Regions from separate parts of the Mus musculus genome. Here all the other regions are linked to region 1. A link is a loop called in an ENCODE intact Hi-C map of the cell type or tissue named here. Cell type or tissue: left cerebral cortex. All regions are shown on one strand. Region 1 holds the start of Foxa1 (forkhead box A1). Region 2 overlaps Mipol1 (mirror-image polydactyly 1). Region 3 overlaps Slc25a21 (solute carrier family 25 (mitochondrial oxodicarboxylate carrier), member 21). Region 4 has its middle 71 kb from the start of Sfta3-ps. Region 5 holds the start of Pax9 (paired box 9).

The links. Hi-C counts contacts between places; a loop is a spot of excess contacts. Peaks named below come from ENCODE experiments on the same cell type or tissue, not always from the same donor. Only the 100,000 strongest peaks of a DNase experiment are listed, where the experiment ranks them.
Region 2: a loop joins it to region 1, with 4 times the contacts of the local background. A loop is called at or near these places in 29 of 42 quality-filtered maps.
Region 3: a loop joins it to region 1, with 2.4 times the contacts of the local background. A loop is called at or near these places in 2 of 42 quality-filtered maps.
Region 4: it touches region 1 in a loop (2.8-fold over the local background); 3 of 42 quality-filtered maps call a loop at or near these places.
Region 5: it touches region 1 in a loop (5-fold over the local background); 21 of 42 quality-filtered maps call a loop at or near these places.

What each region holds. Positions count from the first base shown.
Region 1 is chr12:57,542,645-57,547,644 of GRCm38, reverse strand. It overlaps Foxa1 (forkhead box A1), which reads left to right and starts at 1,534. Exons shown (of 2, transcript NM_008259.4): 1 at 1,534-1,981; 2 at 4,285-5,000. The coding sequence starts at 1,910. It also overlaps a transcript of Ttc6 not described here. In left cerebral cortex, a CTCF peak has its summit at 2,502 (motif pointing right); DNase peaks (open chromatin) are centred at 2,730, 3,035, 3,804, 4,754 and 4 more places; H3K4me3 peaks cover 317 bases.
Region 2 is chr12:57,278,837-57,283,836 of GRCm38, reverse strand. All of the region lies in intron 1 of Mipol1 (mirror-image polydactyly 1), which reads right to left. Among named protein-coding and RNA genes, the nearest start is that of Mipol1, 51 kb to the right of the region's middle. In left cerebral cortex, a CTCF peak has its summit at 2,235 (motif pointing left); a DNase peak (open chromatin) is centred at 2,217.
Region 3 is chr12:56,983,290-56,988,289 of GRCm38, reverse strand. All of the region lies in intron 1 of Slc25a21 (solute carrier family 25 (mitochondrial oxodicarboxylate carrier), member 21), which reads left to right. Among named protein-coding and RNA genes, the nearest start is that of Gm30001, 88 kb to the right of the region's middle. In left cerebral cortex, a CTCF peak has its summit at 2,030 (motif pointing right); a DNase peak (open chromatin) is centred at 2,033.
Region 4 is chr12:56,456,169-56,461,168 of GRCm38, reverse strand. No RefSeq gene overlaps it. Among named protein-coding and RNA genes, the nearest start is that of Sfta3-ps, 71 kb to the left of the region's middle. In left cerebral cortex, no CTCF peak of the experiment used is centred here; a DNase peak (open chromatin) is centred at 2,272.
Region 5 is chr12:56,692,268-56,697,267 of GRCm38, reverse strand. Pax9 (paired box 9) reads right to left here and starts at 1,797. Exons shown (of 4, transcript NM_011041.3): 1 at 1,404-1,797; 2 at 68-694. The coding sequence starts at 1,407. It overlaps Gm15524 (a long non-coding RNA gene), which reads left to right and starts at 2,501. Exons shown (of 3, transcript XR_003950120.1): 1 at 2,501-4,709. In left cerebral cortex, no CTCF peak of the experiment used is centred here; DNase peaks (open chromatin) are centred at 284, 1,623 and 2,691.

The DNA of each region.
Region 1 (5,000 bases):
GTGTTGGGGGGGGGGTAATCTATTTGGAAGACAAGTGAAAACACATTCCTTCACATGAGATTAATTACCTTAAAAAAAAAGCTTTGCAAACCAAGAATATTTTAGTCTCTTGGTGACTTTAAAGTTAACTTGATTGTTTCTAATGGAAATCTAGTATACCTACAGACTGGAGCAACACACAGGAAGGGCCGCACAGTCACACTTACTTCGAAATGCACGAGGTAGTATACATTTTCACGAACACTTGCAGTCAATGGGGGGGGGGGTAAGCACCTTCTCCAAACCTATCACACACTCTGTCTAGCCTAATCTCTTTGGTTAGTCTCTTTCCGCTGGATACGAGGGCAAGCCACTAACTATGAAGAACTGGAAGAAAGCGAGAGACTTTGAGTGGGGGAGAATTTTCCCCATCTACCCAGGACCTTTTGAGAGTCTGATAGCCTAGCCCTGCTCTTCCAGCTCAGAGACGACCAGGCACCTCTGTGGGCTGACTCCAGCTTCAGGCTGGCACCTCATTTAGCGTGGCAGATGCGTTCCAGCACCCAGGCCCATACACTCCCAGTTTATGCCGGTGTTTAGGAAGATGTCCCCTCCCCCTGACCTTTCTCTATCAGAAACCAGACGGTCGCCTCTAGCTTGGTCCCAGAGGCTGTAGAAGGGGGGGAGGAGGAGGAGGAGGAGCCCGGCAGAGAGGCAGGCTTGACTAGGATCCGCCTGCCTTATCACACAAACATCTGCGCGCAGTTTCTTCCTCTTTCTGATCGCTGCAGTTGACAAGGGGAGTGGAGTGGACTGAGGCGGAAAAAAAAAGTTATGTCATAAAAATATAAAACGGTGCTGTGACTCACCTGCTCTTAGCCGCAGGTACGAGTTTCGTGGCAGCGCCTCCGTTCTGCTCGCCAGGAGCCCAGGTCGGCCTAACGTCACTTTGCTCGGCTGACTCAGATGACTGGGTTTCTAGTGACGAGGCAAAAGTGGGGCTTTTCCCCTCTCCAAGCCCCGAAGGCCGGGAAGTAGGGGTAGTCTTCCAGGGTTGAACTTTGGGTCAAGAATCAGGATGAGGGGAGCAAAGGAGCCAAGTGGACCAAGAGCGGAGTCGTAGTAAGGTCCAGGGGGTGGTGAGCACCTCTAGGAGGGAACTCGGGGTCATTCAGCGAGCACGATCCTTGCGCTGTAGCTCTGATGCCACCACCCAGGTCCTTCTCCCGCAGCACAGCTCTTTGGGTCCAGAGCCCTGGCCTGTCCTCCAAGGCACCGCCTATTTTTCCTTTTCTTCTTTTTTTTCCTTTTCTTTTCTTTCTCTTTTTTTCCTTTTCCAAAGGGGGTCACACACACACCCGCCCTATTTTCCTCTTTCCCTAGCCGCGAGGCTTAAACCAATTATACTGCTTTGTAAACAAAGTGAGGGCCAGGTTTGGGGGAGGGGATGGCGGGAGGGGCGCGGGGGGCGCGCGGCGCTGGCGCGGCGGGGCGGGAGGCGCGGCGGCTGGACTGGCGGGCGGCCGCCTCACAGGTGCACCTCGGGCTTTGTAGGTGCGAGCGTCTTTGTGCGGCGGACAAATGGGGAGAGGACGAGGAGGTGGGCACTCCGGCGACGTAAGATCCACATCAGCTCAACTGCACTCGCTTCGCACAGGCCGCCCGCTCACTTCCCGCGGAGGCGCTGCCGGGCGCCGCGCTCCGCGGCCGCCTCCTGTCCCCGGCGCTGCCCCCTCCCGCCGCGCCGCGCCGCCGCCGCCGCGCACGCCGCGCCCCGCAGCGCCGGGCTTCCTCCTCGCCCGGGTGGCGCTGGGCCCTCGAGCGCTCCGGTGACCGCAGCGGCTCCGCGCCCCTCCCCCGCCCCGAGCAGCGCACCCGCCCGTCGCTCCGCACAGGGTTGGATGGTTGTGTCGGCCGGGCTGGCTCCAGGATGTTAGGGACTGTGAAGATGGAAGGGCATGAGAGCAACGACTGGAACAGCTACTACGCGGACACGCAGGAGGTGAGAGGCGGGGAGGCGGTGGGGCGTCCCCAGAGTCGGTGTCCGGGGAGACTCAGGCGAGGTGGGCTCCTGCCCGGACTGGGGCGGGCGGGGTGGGGGCGGCTCGCCCGAGGCGCGGCTTCCAGTGTGGCCCCCACCCGACCTCTCGATCAGCCCGCTGCCCGCTGGGTCCTGGCGCTTGCAACCAGCGGAGAGTTTTGGGAAACTCTGGGCTTTGAAAACACGGGCTCCGGAAGGGAAGCACTTGTCTTTGCCCGCTAGAGAGCCGGGGCTGGAGCCCAGCCCCGGGAGCCGCGGGCGGGCAGGCGGGCTCTGGCTTGAGTAAAGAATAACTGAGAGAGTCGGTGCTCGCTTACCGGGAGGCCTCTCGGTCACACCATGTAATTAGCCGACGTCTTTGGATAAAAATGATCTGTTGCAGAAGTTGGAGTTTTTCGTAAAGAATGATTTCTAAATTTTATAAAACTTAATTCTTCAAAAGCCATTTGTAGAAAAGTGTCTATTCGTTCGTCTCTAGGACCGCTGGGTGGCGCTAGTGCGAACAGAATCTTTTTCCAGAACTCGGGGCCAAGAACCTGTTTCTCTTCATTGTCCCCTTGGTGGCATGTTCACTGGGTTTATTTTACATTGTGCACAAAAGCATTGCGAGGAGAATCAGGTACAGGCAGGGCCACTACCTATTGAAAGTATTTTCTAGAAACAGCTGCCGATTACCTTCAAAAGTGTAATTACCGTTATCGAAAGCGCTTACCGAGAAAGCCTCGTGCGATCTTGGAGAGAGGACTAGAAATAAATCCCAAAGTACTTTAAGATCTGTACAGAAAAGTACAGAGTCCGAAAAGACCTTCGCGGCGATTTATTTATTCGTTTCTGTGTTTCTTTGGGAACCATCTCTTTTTTGAGTCTTCTTTTTGAAATCTATTCATCTCTTATAGTTTCACATGGAGTTACATTTGCTGATGAACATAAATTTAAGGACGTCAATATTTTCTGTTAGATTACCAAATAAGCAGTTATACGTCAGGACTCTTGTTTTTTAGCCACCTAGTTATTATCTCGACTGCTACGGATGGAGATTTCGCTTACCGATAACTTTTAGTAGGCGCTCAGACCACTTTCAGGAGTTTAATTTTGATGCAATCACCTCGGCCCACCAGAGAAGACCCCCATAGAAAGAGCTTTCTTACATCTCAAAGCTGAGAATTAGGAAGCAGAATAGCATTAAGAGAAAGCAAGTAGAGTTTCACTTGGGAATTTTAAGTTGGTCCGAACTATAGCTCTAAAGCCTAGGCTTTGGTGTGAGCAGCAGCAACTATCGGTTACAGGGTGTGTGTGTGTGTGTGTGTGTGTGTGTGTGTGTGTGTGTGTGTGTGTGTGTGAATTGTGTTACCAAAGTTTTCAATTGCCAGAGGACTACAAACAGGTAACAGAATTAACGCGAGGTTTTGTATAGCGTGAAGAGCTATACATGCAAAGTCACGCTAAAGTTAATTGTATGCACCGCGTTGTTCTGGTGTGCAGCTTTTTTTTTTTTTTCATTTTATTTTTTTTCCCAGAACTTTATTTAACTGATAAGTTTGCTTCTTTTTTAAAATACTATCATTGTTACAAGTAGGTGGAAAACATTTCTAAATATAATAACAGAAAGTCATCTTTGGCACCAACTCTTAAGACAAAGCCAGTTGCTGGGAGATGAGTAATTGGGACGGAGGGAGGGTCATATTGACAAATAGGCCAATATGGGTGAGAGTTTAACAGCAGCCAGCACGATGCATCCCGATGTGCGATCAGCGGTGCCTGCCAGCCCTCCACAGGGTGGGTGTCTAGCTGGTACCCGGTTGATCACTCAAGCAGGCCTGTGTGGGTGAAGTGAAGAAGCAGGGGCTCCGACATAAATTCTATTTTCGGAATTTCAAAATTGACCGGGCCAAAAGGCAAGTTGTCTAGGCTGGTCTGGGATTGGATCCTTGGATCTAGCCTGCCGTGGATGAAATGAAGGGACCTTAAAAGCCAGCCCCTGATCCAGGCTTGTAAGGCGATTATGCATCTTCCCGGGGACATATTTTCTGTGAGCATTAATCTTTCCTGCTTGCAGCGCTAGGATTCTCCCCCACGCCCCCGCTATGTAAGCCATCTTTGCGTGGTCAGGAAAAGGCGCCTAACAGTTTGCCCTGGCTGGGGAGTTCCGGAGCTTTGCAGAAATGCTGTTAGCTCGCCCCGGGCTCACCCTGGGCCAGCCAAACTCTGGGGCACACTACTAACCCCGCCCTTCGGGGCCTCTTCCCTCGCTGTCTCCGCTCCAGGCCTACTCCTCTGTCCCTGTCAGCAACATGAACTCCGGCCTGGGCTCTATGAACTCCATGAACACCTACATGACCATGAACACCATGACCACGAGCGGCAACATGACCCCGGCTTCCTTCAACATGTCCTACGCCAACACGGGCTTAGGGGCCGGCCTGAGTCCCGGTGCTGTGGCTGGCATGCCAGGGGCCTCTGCAGGCGCCATGAACAGCATGACTGCGGCGGGCGTCACGGCCATGGGTACGGCGCTGAGCCCGGGAGGCATGGGCTCCATGGGCGCGCAGCCCGCCACCTCCATGAACGGCCTGGGTCCCTACGCCGCCGCCATGAACCCGTGCATGAGTCCCATGGCGTACGCGCCGTCCAACCTGGGCCGCAGCCGCGCGGGGGGCGGCGGCGACGCCAAGACATTCAAGCGCAGCTACCCTCACGCCAAGCCGCCTTACTCCTACATCTCGCTCATCACGATGGCCATCCAGCAGGCGCCCAGCAAGATGCTCACGCTGAGCGAGATCTACCAGTGGATCATGGACCTCTTCCCCTATTACCGCCAGAACCAGCAGCGCTGGCAGAACTCCATCCGCCACTCGCTGTCCTTCAACGATTGTTTCGTCAAGGTGGCACGATCCCCGGACAAGCCAGGCAAGGGCTCCTACTGGACGCTGCACCCGGACTCCGGCAACATGTTCGAGAACGGCTGCTACTTGCGCCGCCA
Region 2 (5,000 bases), 260 kb after region 1:
TCTGTCTGTCTGTCTGTAAGTCAATCTTTGCCATCTGCACATCTCTGAGCACTGCTCTCTCTGCAGATCTGACTTGTGCCCCTCAAGAGTTGCTCTGGGTGTGCCTTACTGTATGCATGCGTCTGTTTTTCCTTCTGTCTCGGTCTGTTCCCTGTGTTTCTCTTGTTGTGTACCCTTCCCTGTCCCTATGTACACGTTTATCTCCCCATCCCCCAATCTTCCACTCGGGGTATCTTTTGCCTCTTCGAGTTGCTATGCTTTTCTGTGTATATATACACACCTGTGCCTTTCTGTTTTGTGTACTTTCTTCCCTTTCTCAATTTCACTGTATATTGCTGTCTCCTCCACGATGTGTGTCTCTCCTACTCCGGTATCTCTCCTTTTCTTTGAGCCACTTTGTCTTTCTTTCTGTGCACCTCCACGTGTATTCCTCTGTTTTTCTGAGTCTTCCTCAAGTATGTCCCCTCCTCTGTCTTTCCCTTAGTGTGCCTCCACACGTCTCTGTCTCAATCATTGCCCCAGACACCTCCATCCTTTTATGTCTACATATTTCTTTTTCTATGTATCCTTTTTTCTCTCCTCTTCTTGAAGTCTTTTCTTTGTCTTTCTCTTTGTGAGCACATATGATTCCTTTGGGGTATTTGTGTATGTCTCTGTGTCTTTCTGTGCATCTCTTTTGCAATAAATCTCTTTGTGTGGGTCTCCTTTGTGTCTGTGTGTTTGTGTGTGTATATGTGTGTGTGTACATGTATGTGTGCAGGTACATGAGAGTGTGTGTACTTGTTATTTTAGAATAACATATTGGTAGGACAAACGCACTTGGTTCCATGCCTTGAACTGGGCCCACACCAAGTGCTTGATTGTAATACTGAGAATCCCACCTTCTGCCCAGCCCTCCCTCCGTGTGCACTTCTGCTCCTGTTTGCTCTGGCACTGTCTCTGCTTTTGGCTCCAAGACTAAAGCTAAAATAAAGCCATCTCTAGATAAATAAACTTAAGATAATATATCAAAATACTCCTAAATCTTACCTTTATTTAACATATTTACAGGATAAATGGCTTTCTAAAACATCTATGGTAGGAAAATTAACTGTCTTTCAACAGGTGAAATTAAGTCTTTTTCTCAGAAAAATGTTATTTCTTCACAGATATGTTTTCATAAATACAGATTAAGAATGTTTTACACACTCTTCCTTCTTGAGTTATATAATTTATTTGACTTACTTCTCCAACTACAACCTCATGTGTTTAAAAACTTTATTATTTATGCTATAAACTTTATATCTAAAACTTCAAATTTATTGATTTGAATGTACTACACAAGTATTCATATAAATCACTTATGACCTATAATAGAAACTTGAGATTGCAATTCTATATTTTTTAAAATCATATACTTATGAAATCATTGGGATTTTCTTTTGTATTTGTTTAATAAACATGATAAAAATACAGGTTTTGCTTCCTTCCTTCTGATTTTTCTTTTATCATCCTTTCTTTTTAAAGGAGAATGAAATTAGATTTACCTCATAGCTAGAACCCTGTGTTCTTTAAAAAGTACTTAAATAAAGCTGTAGTAAGCTTCTCCTTTTCCAATTTTCTCTAAATATGTTGATCTGGAGTTGGCAATCTTTTTCTAAGTTCCTCATTTACTTTTGGATTAGCTGAAAATATAGGAAGTTATTAATATCAGAGAAATATGTTCTAGTCAATGAAGCTATTTCCCTACATATTGCCCAAAAAGGTTAATAATAATTGCAGTATTTTAATAAGAGATTCATATAGCAAGACATGTAGAAAATACAGTCTTTAATAACCTCTGGAGTATTTTAAAGCATGTCTTACAGGCCTTAATGTGCTTAGTAATATACTATTTAAAACCATAATTTTATCCCTCTGCAATATACAGTCACTCTTCCTCATCATTTACCCAGCTAATGAATGCCAGCAATTAGTAAAATGTAATCCCATTGCACAATCATTTTAATGCTTTTAGCACTCAGAAAAGTAAACACCAAATTAATACTGCTCAAGCCATATCAGATCCTAGTTGGAAGCAGGCAATTATAGTTCAGCTCCTCAGGTGTAATTAAATGATTGGAATGATTTAGTTCCATAAATGCAAGTTAATTCATAAGCAAGCAACAAATATACTGGGAGTAATTACAAGAAACATTGACAGCCTAAGCAGGGCAGGTTTTTTAATAAGCCTGATGTAGTAAAATGCTGCCCTCTCCTGGGCAGATAAGTGAATTTCTCAAGGCCAAAGATTTCCACTTAAAAAAGTAAGTAAATGGCATGTTAATTTTTGACATTGTTTTGTATCTTGCAAGCCCAGTAAATATACTGTAGTAGAGCAATTTATAGTCAATAAAATTAATTCTTTCCCCAGTAAAAACCTTCCAGTCTGAACCTCAAACGTCCTAAGCAATTTCCAAACTAGAAGACAGCATGCTGTATAGCACTGATGGACTGTAAGCGAGCCTTCTGGCACCCACTGGGATGCCCATGCTGGCTGTATATGTCAGGACTAAGCTATGCTTTCACAAGCTGCAAGAGTTGTGTGAAAAATGTAAATTGACTTGGTGTATTACGACTTTAGATCATGGCCTAAAATTGCTTTTGTTCAATAAGATAAATAAATGACTGGCAGAATTGTCATAACAGTAATTTTAAGAATTATGCATACTTGTATGTGCATTGGTACCATGCGTGTGTACATGCCTGTAGAGACCAAAAGAGAGTGTTTGCTGATGCCTTGGGGCTGGAATAGCAGGTAGTTGTTAGCTGCCCAGGCAGGTGTTGGGAACCAAGCTCAGGTCCCCTGGAAGAGCAGCAAGTGCTCTTAACTATGGATCCAGTTAACAAGCATGGGAATAATTTAAAACATAAAAAATAGGAACAGTACAGTAAATGCTGGTCTTATTTAAAGAGTTCCCAACTTTTTACTTCTTACCCTAAAATTAAGGAGGAGCCAACTTAAGATGATGATCCTTAATGTCACACATTTAAGAACCTTCCTTATTATATTTTAAGAATGATACAGTCAATGTCTAAGTTAAGACATCTATTTATAGCACAAGCTCTAACCTGTATCCCTTTGCATTTTCTGCAGGACTGGATGTGTTCTCTAATAAAATTCTGCAGTTACCACAAATGTTTGTCTTCAATAAATGCAAACAGATAATGTTTACCACTACACCGTCATCCTTTGGGAAGGTAAAAACTTCTAAGCCAATGCACTTCTAATTTGCTCTCAAATGCATTAAAATCAAATTCAAAATAATTTCTTATGTAAACTATAAAAATAAATCAAAATATTAGAATGTCCTGCCACTAAGTTTAAAATGTACAGCACATTTTCTTTGACCTTGATGTCAGAATCTTATTTCCCAATTCATATCTTGTACACTGTAAGTTAATTGCTTCTGGAAAGTACTTATTATTCATGTAAAAATTAATGTGCCAATGTGTTTAAATCCTCTTAAATGACCATTCATGCATCTATCTTCTTTAAGTACCAATGAAATCTGTCAAAAGACATCAATGCAAAATGATCTCTAAGAAAGTTTTAATAGAGATTTTTTTTCTGCTAACACGATTTTCATATTCACCAACTTTACTTAAATTCCATTAATTTTTTAAGCTACTTTTAATAAATTCACCAAGTAAAAATTTTAGGCCTCATAGTCTGTCATTTGTGTTCCAGCTGACATTATGAATATTAATAACTGTGTTATCCTGATTAAATAGGCTTCATATGAAATCCCTGTAAACCCTATAGCTCAGACATCTCATTTTTCCAACTCTTTATGAATTTGGATTCAGACATTAAACTGGAAAAATCTTAAAAAGCAGATTTAATGGCACATTTGCATATTCTTAAGCAAAAATTAGATGTTTTAGAGATCCAAACAATTAAGATATCCCTATATACTGTAACAGGAATATATGTCTATGAATGTATAACATATTTTACCCTTCTATCCTTTTGAAGCTTAGGGTTAAGGATAATAAAATACTGATTATTGTCCTTAAAAACTTCCTATTAACAACGTAGTTTCAGAAAAATATAGATTTACATTAAAGATAATTGAATTATTTTAGAGTAGACAATCAGATAAATTCGGTATAATAAAAAATGTTAACTTATAGACAATAAAAGTCAATTGCTTAATTATTAGTAATTTCAATAAGCAAAGTAAAATTAACTTCAACCAAAATTATAAGTTGTACTAGAATTGTTCTTGAAAAACTAACAAAATGAACAGTATAACATTAGCATTTGTTAGTTAAAGTCTCCATCTAAAATTCCTAATCTCAGTTCTCCAAGTTACTTTGAATTCTCCAATGAATGAGTTTTGTTATGAAGAATAAAAGAAAAATAAAAAATTAAGCAAATGGTCCACCCCCTTTTCTCTTTAAATACATGAAAATCTCAGTTGTGACACAATCACCTACACATAAAAATGTAAATTGAAAATATTTAAACAAACATCTCTGTGCTTTCAAATGTGACTACCTGTGTTTACTCAGCATTAAAACACTTCATGAGAGAAAATTTGTTCATAGACTAGTCTTAAATTTCAGATTTGTCTAAAAAAAAAAATCAAAGTAATTCTAACATTTGACCTTTAAAAGTTAATACTATATTTTTATAGAGAAGGGTTTTTTAAATGGGATCTCAGTCTCCAGTGTTACAGCAACCAGGATTTTTTAATTATGCATATAGGTGTTTTGTTTGCCTGTATAAGGGCATGCATGCCTCAATCCCTACTGAGGCCAGAAGAGGCATCAGATCCCCTGAGACTGAAGTCTTAGATGGCTGTCAACCAGCATGTGGGTCCTGGGAACTGAACCCAGTCCCCCGAAGAGCATCCATTGCTCCTAACTGCTGAGCCATCTCTCCAGACCCTGTAGAGCTTTTAAAAAGTATTTTAAATATGAAATAACTTTTCTTCAAAACAACTACAATTTCACAAGGATTTTGGGGTTTTCTG
Region 3 (5,000 bases), 560 kb after region 1:
CAGCTCATTCCAGGGTAAAGGCAGAGTCATCTAGACTCCCACAACAATCCCTCTAAGTCAGCCGTGACGATCATCTTGTCTTGCTACTTGCCACACGAGTGTCCTTCCTGGCTCCTGTTTCTCTTCACTGCCTCTAGGTCAGGACCCACATGTGGCAGGTTTTAGGCGATAACCATTTACACTGCCCACTTACACGGAGCCCCTAGGTTTGGCACAGCTTGCTCAGTCCAGACTTGAAAGTACTGCAAAGTCTAATCAGAATGGCTTCTTGAAAAATGGAAGCAGGACAATGTGTAAATGGTTATCGCCCTAAACACTGGGACACCTCTTGTTACCTCTGGCCACTCTTGAGCAAGTAAGGTTGCCTGAGTAGTGGCAGAAGTGGAGAAGGGGCCCTGGGTCTGTGCTGCACCCAGAGTAGGAGTGTCCTTGTTTCTTTGAAATTGGAATCTAAGAGGTGGTTGGCTCATTCCTTAAAGGAGACCCTTTATTCTCATTAGGATCTCATTAGTTAGGATCAACCTTGCCTCTTCCTTTCTCCTTCATTTTATTGATTATAAATGTAGTGGTGATCGTTTTATATTTGCTACAAAACGTCTCACATACTAGATTTTCAGCGACTCATCATCTTTGCTACAGGGAATTAAGACTAGGTTTCTTAGCCTGCTTTTTGAGTGTTAGTCTTGTATTCACTGGGAAACACTGATGGGAAGTGTGATCTAATGTCCTGCTTCCATTTTCCAAGAAGCCATTCTGATTAGACTTTGCAGTACTTTCAAGTCTGGACTGAGCAAGCTGTGCCGAACCTAGGGCCTCCGTGTAAATGGGCAGCCCTTAACTAAACCAAGTTTACAGGAAGTGATAAGTTTTTACATTTTGAAAGTGGAGAGGATTGTTATTAAAGCTTTGTCTCATTGGGCGTATAGGATAAGACATATGAACCTTAGGTTGGACTATAATTAAAGACAACAAAGCAAGGCTTACCCACGAGCAAGAATATGCTCCTGGACAGTTCTCATGTATGAAGGAAACTTTAAGCCAAATGTCTATAAGAATGCAAGTGCTTGATGAACTAAAGAAAATCTAGCACCAATAAGGGAACACTTACATTTTAAAAATCAAAGTCACCATTCAGTTACAGAAACTTGACTCCCAAATTACCACCATGCAAGCCCAGTATGAATTGGCCCTTCTGTGTCTGTACAGAACAGTTATTACCCACCCACGCCCCAACTACCACAAATATAGGCACAAATTAAAACTTGGGAAACGAACTAACATCCATACATTAAAATCTTTTCTTTAGGGAACCATAGATGCTGGCAGTTAGGGGGGACCCTAGCGTGAGTTTATTTGAGGAGATGGGCTGATGTTTCTCTCCATGACAGATGTAGCAGTTATTGTGTCTTTCCTTCTGTCCGCTTATGAGCCCATTGGTCACTTCTGAGAAAGAAACTTCCACAGAACCATCCTTTCCCCAGTCCCTAGGATGAGAGTTTAGTGGGGATGGGGCCCAGGGTTTACATTTTTCTATTTAACATGTCACAAATGGAAAGTGACTATCCCCCTACATGTAATGTTTGGCAATATTAAAACTCCAAGTTTAGTCCCAACTAGTCCTAAATATTGTTTGGTGACTTATGACCAGATAAAAACAAGACTTCAAGCATACAGCATGCTACTTAATTTCATAACGTTTTTTTGGCTGGTTGGAAAGAGACTAGTGTGATCCTGTTTGGGTAAACATACGATGGAAAAGGGCATTGCATGATCCTTACATTTATTGTGACATTTCCCCGGCTGCTGGTTGCATTCCTCCCCAGCGCTTTCACCACCTTCCAAGATTTCTTTCTTTCCCTGCAGAAGATTAAAGTCACGATATTTTGTTGCATAACTAGACACAATCACTGAAAATACTTTTCATTTGTCTTTCTTTCAAATATGTGTGATAAAAAGCCTAGATTAAAATAATTAAAAAGTTTTCCACAGCAAGCCTCCGAGGCAAAAGCAGAAAACTGTAGTACCGTCTATCTCCACTAGGTGCCAGCACGGCTCTGCTTCCTGTTCCAGTCCCTTCAGGGACAGTTTTCTTACTCCCTGGTTACTAAACTCTTGTACCTGCGCAGAGAGTATTTTTATTTGCTTACTTTGTTCCTGGAATTTTAAAAATTTAGCCAAAATTATTCATATCACAATAACTTATTGCTGAACATTTTAGATAAAAGAATTAAAACAGGTGCTGTCCCATTGAATTCTAGGAATTGGAAAATGAATTTAGGTCTCAAAAAAGCAATTTCCTTTCTTGTTCGACTTTTGTGAGTTTAGTATTGATCATAAAAGACGAGCTACGCTTAAAATAAGTGAAAATAAAGAACATGGGTAATATAAATAAACGGAAAATGATGCTAAAATAGTTGCAACGTATTGAGAGCAAAATTTTCCAAGTTTTGTTTTTGTAGGGTTACTTTCGAAGTTGATACAGTTGTTTATCGCTTGGTGTTGTGAATATAACTTCATACACCTTTGCTTTGTTTCATCTAATTATACTTTAACTTAATTTGGAGAGATTCTCAACATGTCACACATTTTTATGCTAACTTTCGCTTGTTATAGCAGGTTGGAAGCAAACCGTAAAATAAGCATTTAAACCACGCATCACACACGTTTCTAAAAGGTTTCCTTATTTCCCTGAGTTTCTAGAAACAAACCATGAATTTTTTCTAAATTCAATAAAAGTTCGATTTTATTTAATTTTATATATTCTAAACTACACAGGGAGAACACAATATAAAAATTTTATGCAGTAACTAAGTATACACAAAGACCTTCATTTTAGAAATCACCACTAAAGCCCTAAGCAATAGGATAAAATCACTTATCTAAAGCTGGGATCTACGATTGAAGATTTATATTAAAAGTACACGATCTTAATTTGAATTTCTTGGTGGAGTCATCTTGATATTTTAAAAGCTAGTTCTGTTAGTGTAGTATTTCTGTTTCCATTGTCAAATACATAGAAGATATTTTCTCAGCACTATTTTGTGTAATTTAAAAACAAAAAAGTCACAAAATGTGGGCATCTTAAAGTGTATATTTAAACTAATGTAATGAATAGATTTTTTTTTAAATTGATAGAGGATTTCTTTCATCTGCATTATGGGAGATCTGCTGGCTGATCTCCCTGGTTGTGTGCACTTCAGGAAAGACTTTGCTGTGTCCTCCCTGGTTCCACATTACTTCGTTTCTTTGTGTCAGAATTCTTGGTTTTTTTAAAAAAAAAAAAAAAAAAAAAAAAGCTTGGTTTATTCTCTGCATTACTTTCTGAACCTCCGTGCTGACATCCACAGTACAGCATTCTTCTCTTCTTTGGATTCATTTGTTCCTTTGACTCTGCAAAAGTATCTGCGTTCTTAAGAAGGCAAAGGGACGGGATGAAGTGCTGCTTAATCTGAAACAGAGGTCCTTAAACTCCTTCTCAGAAGCAAGATCGAATGACCTAGCCAGTCATTCTAGATCTGCATTTCCTTCCCAGCACTTTTCTTGGGTTTCTCAGATCAGCCCAAATCCTCGTTGGAATACTGCACTCTGTACTTTGTCCTTCCCCAGTATCAGACAATCATGATATGGTCGGGGTTCTTCTATCCAACTTCAAAGATGCTCATCTGTACGTTTGAAATTCTTTGTTGTTGTGTTCAATAAAGAGATTTCAGCGTTGAATTCAACCCAGACCACAGAGTGATTCAATTCATTGTTTTTGATATGTTGCATGGTAAGATATTGTGTAATCAACTTGCTTGTAATTTTGCAACTTATTTTCTTAAAAGAAAAATAGCCAGGCTGTTAACTCTGTATGGTGGTTTGAAAATGCAGGGAGCATCCTGACTTTCTGTTAGATTTCAGCATCCACAATGTAACACTAGTCGTGCCTTTAAAATCAAAATGTTGTCATCTTTACTATTGGCCCACAGTTTTAAAAGTTTTGGTTTAAAACTCTACCTTGGTTTTAAGAAAAATATCTTAACCTACACTCCAAGTTAGTAATTTTTTTTTTAATCTCAAAGAAAATGTCACTAAGACCCTGTGGCTTAGTTCTTTTTAATTCAGAAGTAAACCATGAAAAGAAGTGAGTTGTTTCAAACACAATTTGGTTCTTTTTTTTTTTTTTTTACTCTCAAGTAGTTTAGACACATGGGAAATTGTGACTTAATGTGTTATTTCAAAGCTGCGACTGATAACAATTTTCAAATTTGACCTTATACCAGTATTTTTATGAAGCCGCCACAATAGGCCCTTGGGAGGGCACATTTTAAAACTACATGTATAGACTATGTGACAAAATACACTTGCACATAGATAGGGTGATTTTATAAAGTTGACCTTGGTTACACTGTATGTATGTACGTTCAGTGAATAGAAAGGTCTCATTAGAAAGTGGTATGGGAGAGACACAGATGCGAAAAAGGCATTTGGAATAGCTATAAACTAGATGTCCCTGCTTCTTCTTTGAGTTCACATTCGTAGGAAACAATGCTGTGCATAGCTTCTGATCATTCATTTTACCGTTTTAACGGAGCTTATTTTGTTTAAGGTTTTTGTGCACTTTCCCCCCAAACCCTTTCCATTTTGATTTTATAAACTTAATAAACTGAAAGTTGGAGCCTATTCTCTATCTATCTATCTATCTATCTATCTATCTATCTATCTATCTACCTGTCTGTCCATCCATCCATCCATCCATCCGTCCGTCCGTCCGTCCGTCCGTCCGTCTGTCTGTCTGTCTGTCTGTCTATCTATCTATCTATCTTTTGAGTATTTAAAAAAAGTCTTTTTTTTCCTTTTTTTATGGGACAACGAGGGGCATGTTGCAGCGAATGACACTGGGTTCCGGGAGACTGAGCAAGGGAACCTGGAGATGGCATGTCAGGGAGATTTAGGTGGACAACAAGGTGGCTATGGCTAAGAGAAAGAGGAACACAAATCACGTTTACCTGACAGCCATT
Region 4 (5,000 bases), 1.1 Mb after region 1:
CGAAGACAATCATTTCTAGTACCTGTGGTCACCCAGAGAAACCAAAGATTCAAAAAGGTATTTCATCAAGGTTACAATAAATAACCAAACTTCAGTCACTCATTGCTCCTTCAAAATTCACAGAACTTTGCTGAGTGAAATGGTGAGCTCCCATTCAATCTCAGGGAGGCAGAGACAGGCAGATCTCTGTGAATTCAAAGCCAGTCTGGCCTACATAGTGAGAATCTGACTCAAAAAAAAAAAAAAAAAAAAAAAAGCAAATTGTGACAAAAATTACAGGAATTACTACACTCATCCATAGATGAGTTACTTAAATCAGTAAGTTATAATAACAGTAAGTAGCAAATATAATTTTAAAAACATTTTGCTAACTTTACTTCCGTATAACTGGTTTCTTTGGAATCCTAGCTATTTTATTTCCTCATTTGACACTATTCTGAAGACTAAGTGTATAGCTCAAGGATGGAACGGGTGTATTAAACTTGTACACTATCCTGGTTTCAAGAACCAGAACCAATGATAATACTCATACTAATACTACTACTAATAAAGTGTACAGTGTTCATATTAGGAGAGGATTCCAATGTTTGTATACCTACCTAGGTGTGCAAGTACATGTGTGCATAGTGTGTGCACATTCACACACACACACACACACACACACACACACACACAAATACTTGGACGGAAGAAGAGTTGATCTTGTGAACATATAATTTACTTTCCAGAACAATTTCCAAACAAAATGGACACAAACTGACTTCATTATTTCTCTTCTAAATTAACTATAAAAACTACAGGCATTCCTATTATGATTCCAAGTTGACCTTTATAAGTCCACCTAAATTTTACTTCCAAAACAAGTGGAATTCTCTTGAAGTCTGAAACCTCTGGGGAGACGTGGAGAAGTAAAGATGGCTGCAGACATGGTGGGGGCGGGGGTAAGGAATTAAACCAAAACTCAAGGTAACTTTTCATTGTTCTGTTTTTGAATCATCAGTCAGCACCGCTATGAAATCCAACAGCACAAAAGCTGTTTGAAAGAAAATGTTAATTATATAAAATGTGGGTAGCATAGCCAAGCTATGTATTGGATGCAGTTTCTGGGCTCAGGAAAAGATGGTTTCAACTTAACACAGAGGTGACTGATGGACAGGGAATTTTACTCCCCACGCCCCTTTGTCATGTGTGAGCTTCCAAGGGCTTTGGGAAGGAGGAGAGGGAGGCAAGGGGCCTAGAGATGGGATTGAGTGCTGGAAAATGGGTTGCTTGCTGGGTGGGAAGTGGGGGGTGCCTGGGCTTGGCTTGGGAGGATGAGTGGGGGGAGCTGAATGAAAGCCTGGGGGTTGGACCTCGGGAATAAAGCCACGAAAGGACTGGTCTCATTAAAGAATCCATTTCCCATTTTCAGCAGTTTGCTACATTAACAAGCTGAGCTGTGAAAGGATTAGATCCGCTAAGTGAGCGCCTGTTCTGTGCACCATTGCAAAACACATTTCAGAAAGCCGCGGATTCGCCTTAAATGAGTATCTGCTGGAGGAGCAAAGCCCTAGGAAAACAAAGGGGCACGCAGGGGTAAGCTAATAATTCCCGCTGTGCTTTGAGGGCAATGAAATGACTGCAGCCCTGAGAACTTTTTCTCCCTCCCCTGCAGTTGGTATAAACACAAGGGCCATTTTGATGATCGTATTGACACCTTAGCAACAAGTGTTTCCCAGGTGCCAACAAAATGTCACTTCCCTAAGGGTGAAACGAGCCACAAGACGTCCTCCTCAAATATTACTTATCTGCACACATTTAGTATGCACGCCCATTAATCGAAACAATGCGTGTAGATTCATATGCTGCCTACAAATACTCAAACGGTCTAAGAGCAAATCTACCGCCAGCAGCTTCTCCCCACTCTCTGCTTTGACTGGGAGGGGAAAGCCAAGTTTGGAGCTGGGTCTAGCCTGACTCAGGCCTTAACTTGCAGTCTTGCTATTCTAACCCCTTTTCTCGATCTGCTTTTCAGCACGTCTAGGAGCACACAGCTCAGAGCAGCAGGGAAGTTGCTTAGCAAAGGGCCACCCACTTGCCTATTATTCCTTCCTCGCCTGCGACATGACACAAGAACAAAGTAGACATTAACCGCTACATTAAACCCAGAAAGAAAGTAATCAGTAACCTGTTATTCCCTTAATAAAGGGAAACGCATGCAGTGTGAAATCCAGAAGACTAATCAATAGCCGAGGACAATGCAATGTGCCAAACAAATTGCAAATCAATTAGAATCCTTGTTTTCTTTCAAATGGTTCACTATATCTAAAGCAATTACTCCTTCATTAGACCTAATTTAACAGCATGACTGCCTTGGCTACAACTGGCAGCGTCTGGCTATCAAATGGAAGAATGGCAGCTTATTTCTGTCTGTCTGTGAGTCTAGCACCAATCAAAAAAAAATTGAATTCCTTTATAGGAGAAAAACTTTTAATGAATGAATGGATATTTGTTTTAATCAAAATAGCAATACCAGAATGATGTTTCTCTGCTCCCCCGCCTCAGAAAATGGAAAGAATTATTGAATGAAATTAATTTTAAATGTTTTTCTTCATTTAATGTCAGCTTCAAATAGATACCAAAAAAATTGGCATTTTAGTATGTACAGTCCTTTCAGTTCTTCAGACCTTAATATACATCTCATGACATAGTTTCAGGAGTTCTTTTTCATTTGAAGAAATAAAGTTTTTAAGCATTTTGGAGTATTCTAGATAATTATCAACAACAAAAACTCAAAAGTTTTAGTTTGTTTTATTATAAATGCTATTTAAAATCATTTTACCAAGACAGGTTCATCTCTGGGACATTTCAGCCAAGAAGGGTGAATTTTGATGAATTGACAGCCGTAACCACATAGAGCAGCCCCACCACCTAATAAGTCCCTGGCCCCTGGGAACCCCCTCCCTCTCTCTGGCCCCAAGGGATCTGCTTTCTATCAGCCCAATTCACTGCTGAAAACACTTTCCCATTCTGTGGAGACATGGGACTAGAAACATAATTGAAATAGAGCTTAAAAAAATAACTTAGATTGAGGAAAAGGTTGAAGGCATCAAGCAAAGAACTGAATTTAAAGACGATGGACTTCCGAAATCAGATACGCTTGAAGAGATGAAACCATTTCCAAAACTGGATACGACATTCCTAAGAGAACTGAGGAAAAAAAAAACCAAAAACAAAACTTGTTAACCACAACTTGTTTTATATATAAATGTCAGAGCTGGATACTCTTCAAGAAATAGTCACAGCTTCAAGAATTTCTTCCATTTAATTTCCCTATGTTATTTCCCTTTAACCGTAAAAGCAATGGCATTTGGTGATATGAAATAACAATATCACAAAATTATTTAAAAAAAAAAGTAAGGGATTTCATGTGTCCATCCCCCCCCAACCCCCCCAGTAATTTTCAAAGGTACTCAAAGCTGTCACCCATCCAAGGATGTTCTTTACAGCATTGTGGTAAGAGCAAAGCCCTGGGAACCCTAAGCATTCCAGCCTTGAATTAAGTCACACATGAGCCGGACTCCTTTCCTTCCTTTGCTTTCCCTTGTAGCAGCTTTCCTCCCTCCCCTCCCCCTCCCCTTCCCCCTAATCCTCCCTCTTCACCTCACATCAAATGGCTTTTTATTCTCTGTATCCTTCGCCTTTCTTCTTTTTTTCTTTAGAGCTCAGTGCAGAAAAATTCTTGCATTGAGGGCACCCCTATCTTTTGCAGGCCAATCAACCCAGTTCCCATCTCCTACTCCTCACAAGATACTGTTTTCCCAAAGCCCCCACATTCTTCACATCAATCCCCACTACCCCCTGCACCCTGGTTTGCCCTCCTTAACCTCTCACTGTTAACACTGTCACTCAGTCAAATTATATCTTGTTCCTATTGTTTCTGCTAACAGTCATGATTTAACATAGTCTGCAAATCAATTAATCAATGAGCATTCACTGAAGGCCTTCTCCCCACCTCCCCGTCCCCCACCCCCACCCCCACCCCCCATTGGCTGGTTCCAAGTGTAGATTTGTAACTGTAATGAAAAGCGTTTGGATAATGGGAGGGGGTTAGCAAGAGGAAGTTAGGATGTTTAATTACTTTCTGAAGGTGGTTTAGTTTGGAGGTTAGATAAAGCAAAACCTGAGATAAAGAGAAGGGGGACAGGGCATCCCTCCTTCTCACTGTCTCTGTGTTGGGGGTTGGGGGGGGGGGAGAAAAGAAAACAGCTCGGTCCTAGCACCCATGATGCTCCAGTTCCAGGGCTTAGCCAAAATAGCGCATGGTGATCTTAAGAAGATGCTGTGGCTATCTCAGGAGGTTTTGTTTTCTTTCTAAATTTAACCTCTCTCGCTATTTGTGTTCTTCTGATTTGTGTCTGTGGAGAATGTTTGTGCAAAGACACAGAGGTCTCAACTCTCTATGTGTACCCCCATGGCTGTTTGTCACATCTGCAAGACAATGATCAATTTGCTGGTAAATGCACATTTAGGCTAGTTTGTCACCAGGAACTCACCCAGTCCTAGTTAAGAAGGAGAAAAAGCGTTGATCTCCTACTGCTGTTATGGAGACCACTGTACAATAGAGTACTGCTAAATTCTCCTGAGCCCTTCTTCTGAGGAAAGAGGCGACAAACTCCAAACTCTGAGATCAAGGAGAAAAATCTTTTGGTTTTCAGGCAGTTTCCTAAGGAAGAGAAATCATCAGACTTAAATAAGCTCCAACTTTTACAGGTCAATCAACGGGTCTCCCATGTCCTCCACCTCACAAGGTACCGTTTGCTCATAATTTCATAAAGAAAGAACTCCGTGCTCATAATGTTAGATCCTGCAATATACATTAGTATATTAGTATATAAAGCCAACGCTGACAGTTCAAATGGCTTTGCAAAGCTATGCCCTGCCCAACCAGGACCTCTCAGATGGCTACAGTTCCTATGTTTCATGTCACTATTGCACATGGCATGGAGACCTGATTCTTG
Region 5 (5,000 bases), 850 kb after region 1:
GGTACTGGGGTTCCCGAACGCGTGCAGGAACCCACTCCGCTCTGCACACTGCCTCTGAGCTCCTTACCTTGGTCGGTGATGGAGCGGATGCCCAGAATGTCCGTGACGGAGTGAGAGGAGGGCCAGGTGCGCGGCAAGGCCACCGATCCGGGGATGGCCGGCACCCCAGGTGGTGTAGGCACCTTAGCTGCTGCCGCCGTGATGGGACTGGGATATGAGTAAATGTGGTTGTAGGGCAGCGCGGGCTGCGGCGCGGGCTGGTGCTGCTTGTATGAGTCGTAATGACCCTGCTGGGCCAAGTTGCCGATCTTGTTGCGCAGAATACGGCTGATGGAACTCACCGAGGGCACGTTGTACTTGTCGCACACGCCATCCGCCAGCAGGCGGTCCCGGATCTCCCAAGCGAAGATGCCTGGGTCCCTCTGCTTGTAAGTCCGGATGTGTTTCACCACAGTAGGGGTGGTGACCCGGGGCTTGCTCCCCCCAATAGCTCCCGGCAAAATCGAACCGGTCTCGTTGTAGCGCGCCAGGATCTTGCTGACGCAGCCGTGCGAGACCCGTAGCTGGCGGCTGATGTCACAAGGTCGGATGCCCAGTTGGGCTAATTCCACGATGCGAAGCCGAATGGCGTTGGGCAGCGGCCTTCCGTTCACGAACACTCCTCCCAGCTGGTTCACCTCCCCGAAGGCTGGCTCTGCAAAAGGAGCACAGAGCGCGCCACAACGCGCACCAACTGCTTGGGACAGCCGCCTGCCACTCGGCCTCCAAGAGCGTCCAGGGGCAGGGTTATGACACCCTTCTATAAGGACTGGGGTTGCCCCGAAACCAGACTGTTCCGGCCTGAGCCAAACGTCTCAAAACAAGCTGCGGCCAGACCTCGCTCCTACTTTGCGATTCCCAACAACAAACAAGAAGAGAGACCCAGGGCAACTCCGGACACTTAAAACTCTCCGAAGCAGGCGGGGAAATCGGTTCTGAGGCTCCAGCGCGCCCCTCTTTGCCTGCCTGGTACCAAAACACTCGGCCCTTGCTCCCTTCCACCGCCTTACCCCTCCCTTCTGCGGGGTTAGACGCAGTCCAGAGAAAGCTGGGGGGGGGGTGTTTTTGTTCTGTTTTGCTTGCAAGTGTAAACACGTGTGCAACAAAACTTGGATTGACACTGGAGCTGCGAGATTCGCCAATGCCACGGCCCTCTTCCCTTAAATCGCAAAATGGCATCAATTGTCACCCAGTGGCTCTCACAGAACCCTTTCCGCCACTGACCCTTGGAGGGTGCTTACAGCTCGACGGACGCAGTCTGAGTCAATACAGCGCGGTGGCGCGCCTCAGCTCCCTCCCTCTAGCCCTCGCCTGCTCGCTCCCTCCCTCCTCGGATCTGACAACGTCCCCCATCAGCCACTCACCCATTGCTCTGAGCAGTACACCAACCCGGCCCCAGTTCCGCACTCCCAGAAAGAAACTTTTTTCTTGTTCTCACTGAGCCGGCCTGTCGCTGCTCCAAGCCGAGGGTGCCTTGGCTTCTTCCCGGGAGGAGGCGACAAGAGTGCCAAAGGAAAGAGTAAAAGGAAGTCTGTGCCGGGCTGAAAGAGGCTTGAGTTCTGCATTTCAATCTAAGCAGCAACGTGGGCTGGGCTGAGCAGGGCCGGGCGGCTCAGTCTATCACTCACTTGTGACACACCCCAAAAGAGGTGGGCCCGCGAGCAATCTGCGTTGTAATTGGTGCAGGCCGGTGAGTGACAGCTCAGTCCGGGAAACTCCTTCCGCCGTCTGTTTCTGGCTGGCTCCGCACCTGGGTGACTAAATACAATGAATAAGAGTGTTTGACGTCTTCCCAGGGGCGCCGCAAACAGAGTGCAAAATCAAGCTGATAAAAATGCTGAATAAGCGAACAGAAGCTTTGGTCTCGGTTTGAATAACTTTAAGTGGGTAGAGACCGAGGACACCTTTTGGGGAAGAGATGAATTTGTCAAATTAAAGTTGGAGGTTAGAGCTCTCAGAGAACAAGTGGCACGACCCTTAAGGGATGACTGAGAACTACCTGTCATGCTGACCTTTGGGGACTGTCAGAATCTTGTCCACAAATTCTATCTCCTTCCAGTTCACTCAGGATGGGGAGAAGTCGAGTGGAGGAGGCGCTTGAGGTGTAAGGACAAGAGACTCCTTCCCGTACCCCGCCCGAAGTGGTTAGTCCAGCAGTGAGGGGCTAAACCTCAGTCAAGCAGGATCCTAGCAGAGGCCAGGTGCAGTGAGGAAAAAAAAATTAAAAAACCAGACTAAAGAGGAGCACAGGACGTCCACGGGGAAGGAGGGTTGATCCCCGGAGCGCTGGTGGCAGTGGCCACGTCCATCCCATCCCACCCCCTTGCATCACTCACCCAGGGTCCTGGTTTCCGTGTGTAAGAATTTGCCAGGGTTCTCAACACCATAGAGCCACCTTGAAAGGTTTGATTTTAAATATGAAAGTCAGCCCCAAGGAGGTACCCGCTGACACTGCCTCTGAGCATCTGTATGTAATTCCCCGCGACTTCAGCTTAGCTACCACAGATGCTGTGTGGTTCTGCCTACCTGGGGATTTTTCACTTTCATTCACCCAAATCCGAAACGGATAGAAGAGTTTGGGACAGAGAAATGCATTTCTTTATGGAGACAAGGTTGTGACGTATGTGGACGAAATAAGGAAGAGAAGCATTGTGAATGGATTCGGGTATTTGTGTGACACCGGAAAGTGGATGATATTACTTCGTCTCCATCACAACAGCCCTCTCTTTAACACATATCCAGGATGTAGGTGATGCGCGCACTCTCCCGAAGGTTCTGCACACAAAGAAATCAGAGGAATCCCGATGTTCACCAGTAAATGACAAGAGCCCAGGACGTCTAGTAATCAGTCTTGGAGCTGACCATTGATCTCCAGGCATCTGCTTCTGTGGTGGGTGTGCACCCTGAATTCAAGTTACAATCAAGTTAAGGATTGAAAGATTACTTCAAATGTCTTTTATTGCAGTCAGGTATTTCCACAATGAGGCTTCACAAATAGAAATACTTGAACATAGCCCCCCCCCCCCTTTATTTGTTGGTTTCAGATGTTCAAAGTCATTTCAAGGCTCGACTTTGTGGTTTCATCCTTGTCTCCGCTCAATACTTGTATTGCGTAGTCAGGTGCTTTATAACAAGGAAAGCCAAGATTTCAGAAGCACCCCCAGCCCCATGCTATAGTATAAATTACTTGCAACTCAGAGACTGAGTGGAGATCAGAACTTCGCCTGAGACTTGCTCACAGAAGATACTGTGCTCTGCTCCGTGATGAGGAACCTTCATCCTCACGGGCAAGAAGTGTTCTCTGAGTGTGCTCTTTGCTCTACTTCCGTGCACCCACTGAGTATTTCACACCCTTCTGAACTGGTGTACAGAGATAGTGCCCCAGCCCGTGTGGACTAGCAAGATGTGGTGTCCTAATGAGAATCTAGCTACATCAACCCGGAGTGATCAAGAGACCTGTGTGTCTAGTTTGGGGTTTAGTACATAACATCTACTGCCGCCCCCTTTAGCTGTCGCACACCTCCCTTGCTCTTGCACAGGTCTACTGTTGGTCATCTATCGGTTTTTTTTTTTTCTTTCTATCTGTTGGACCTGGCTGTTGGTGATCTCCCTGGGCATGCGCGGACAGCATTTTACTGGGTCTCCTCAGTGTCCCTCAGGCTCTCCTACCAGAATATTCTTGGAGGCCCAGAATAAATCAACCTTGGGCACTTTGGGCCACTTTCAGCGCCCATGACCACCCGGTGCTTAGAGACCTTATAAACCGAAGATGCTGGAATAGAGGAGAGCCATGTCATCTCCAAGAAGGGGCCTGTGAGGAAACTCCCCTTCCCAAGCAAGGGCACACAGTGCCCTAGGGATCAAGTAGCCACAGATCCCAGGAGTCTTAGCAAAAACCAGGAGGGCGGAGATGTGTGAGGTGAGAGACAAGAAATGAAGGAGTGGGTAGAAGAGGGTAGGAGATGGAGAAGAGAGCCCTCCAGTGAGCCCTAGTGGACATAGAGATGCAGGACTTCAAGAAAGAGCAAGGGTCACTGAGGTCCAGGGCCCCTGGTTACTGAGATCTGGATCCAAGAGGTCATGGGGGAATCAGGAGAATTTTTACTGAAAGGAAAAATCTAAGACCAAAACCAAAACACAACCAGAAAGGCCTGCAGCTGGCTCGGGCCAGAAGGAAACCAAAAGCCTTTCTCTAAACTCCAAGGCCTCCTCTGGGGCGACCCCTTCTCTGGGTAAATATTTACTCAGTAGGAGACTGGAAGCTAGAGGACCAGAGGGTGTGAAGGAGGAGGTTACACCAGGATTCTACACACTTGGCACCGGGCAGCCCACTGTGGAAGCCAAGCCCAGAAATGCAGGGGCAGCTAGGCCCGCACAGTGCTGCGGAGTTTTATCTCCAGGGCTTCTCCTCCTCTGTTGAACTCAACCCTGCCTCCAACGACCCAGGCTCGATGCTTGTAAAGTCTTCATAAATCTGTCAGTGGTCCCAATGCCACGGGCCCGCCACTTGCAGTGCACCAAGTCCCTTTGGGCACGAGCGAGGTCTGAGGAGAGATGCGCAGGAAGTGGAATCTAGCTCTTCCCACGGCGGCTCACAGAGTATCCGGGCAGTCGCCGCCGCCATCGGAAGGCAGCACTCTAGGCTGTGTGTGAGCACTCACTTGATCTCGGTGAGTACTCAGCGTCTGTGTCCCTGGAGGTCGACTGCGACCGTGGAAGAGAAAGTAGGGGGAGGCGCGAGAATGGAAGGGTCTCTTTTTCTACTCGCGGTTGAGGTGAACACGGGAGTTAGAGCAGAGTATGTAGGCACCGAACTCTGCAACTTGTCCCCTGCTAGGAGCATACTGGGTCAAGCAAGGTCCAGGTCACTATGCCCTACCGAAGCTCCTTGGGAAGCAGCCAGTGTCCAGGACAGCTCCTGGACATGGATAAGAAAAAGAAAGAAGGAAAGAAAGAAAGAA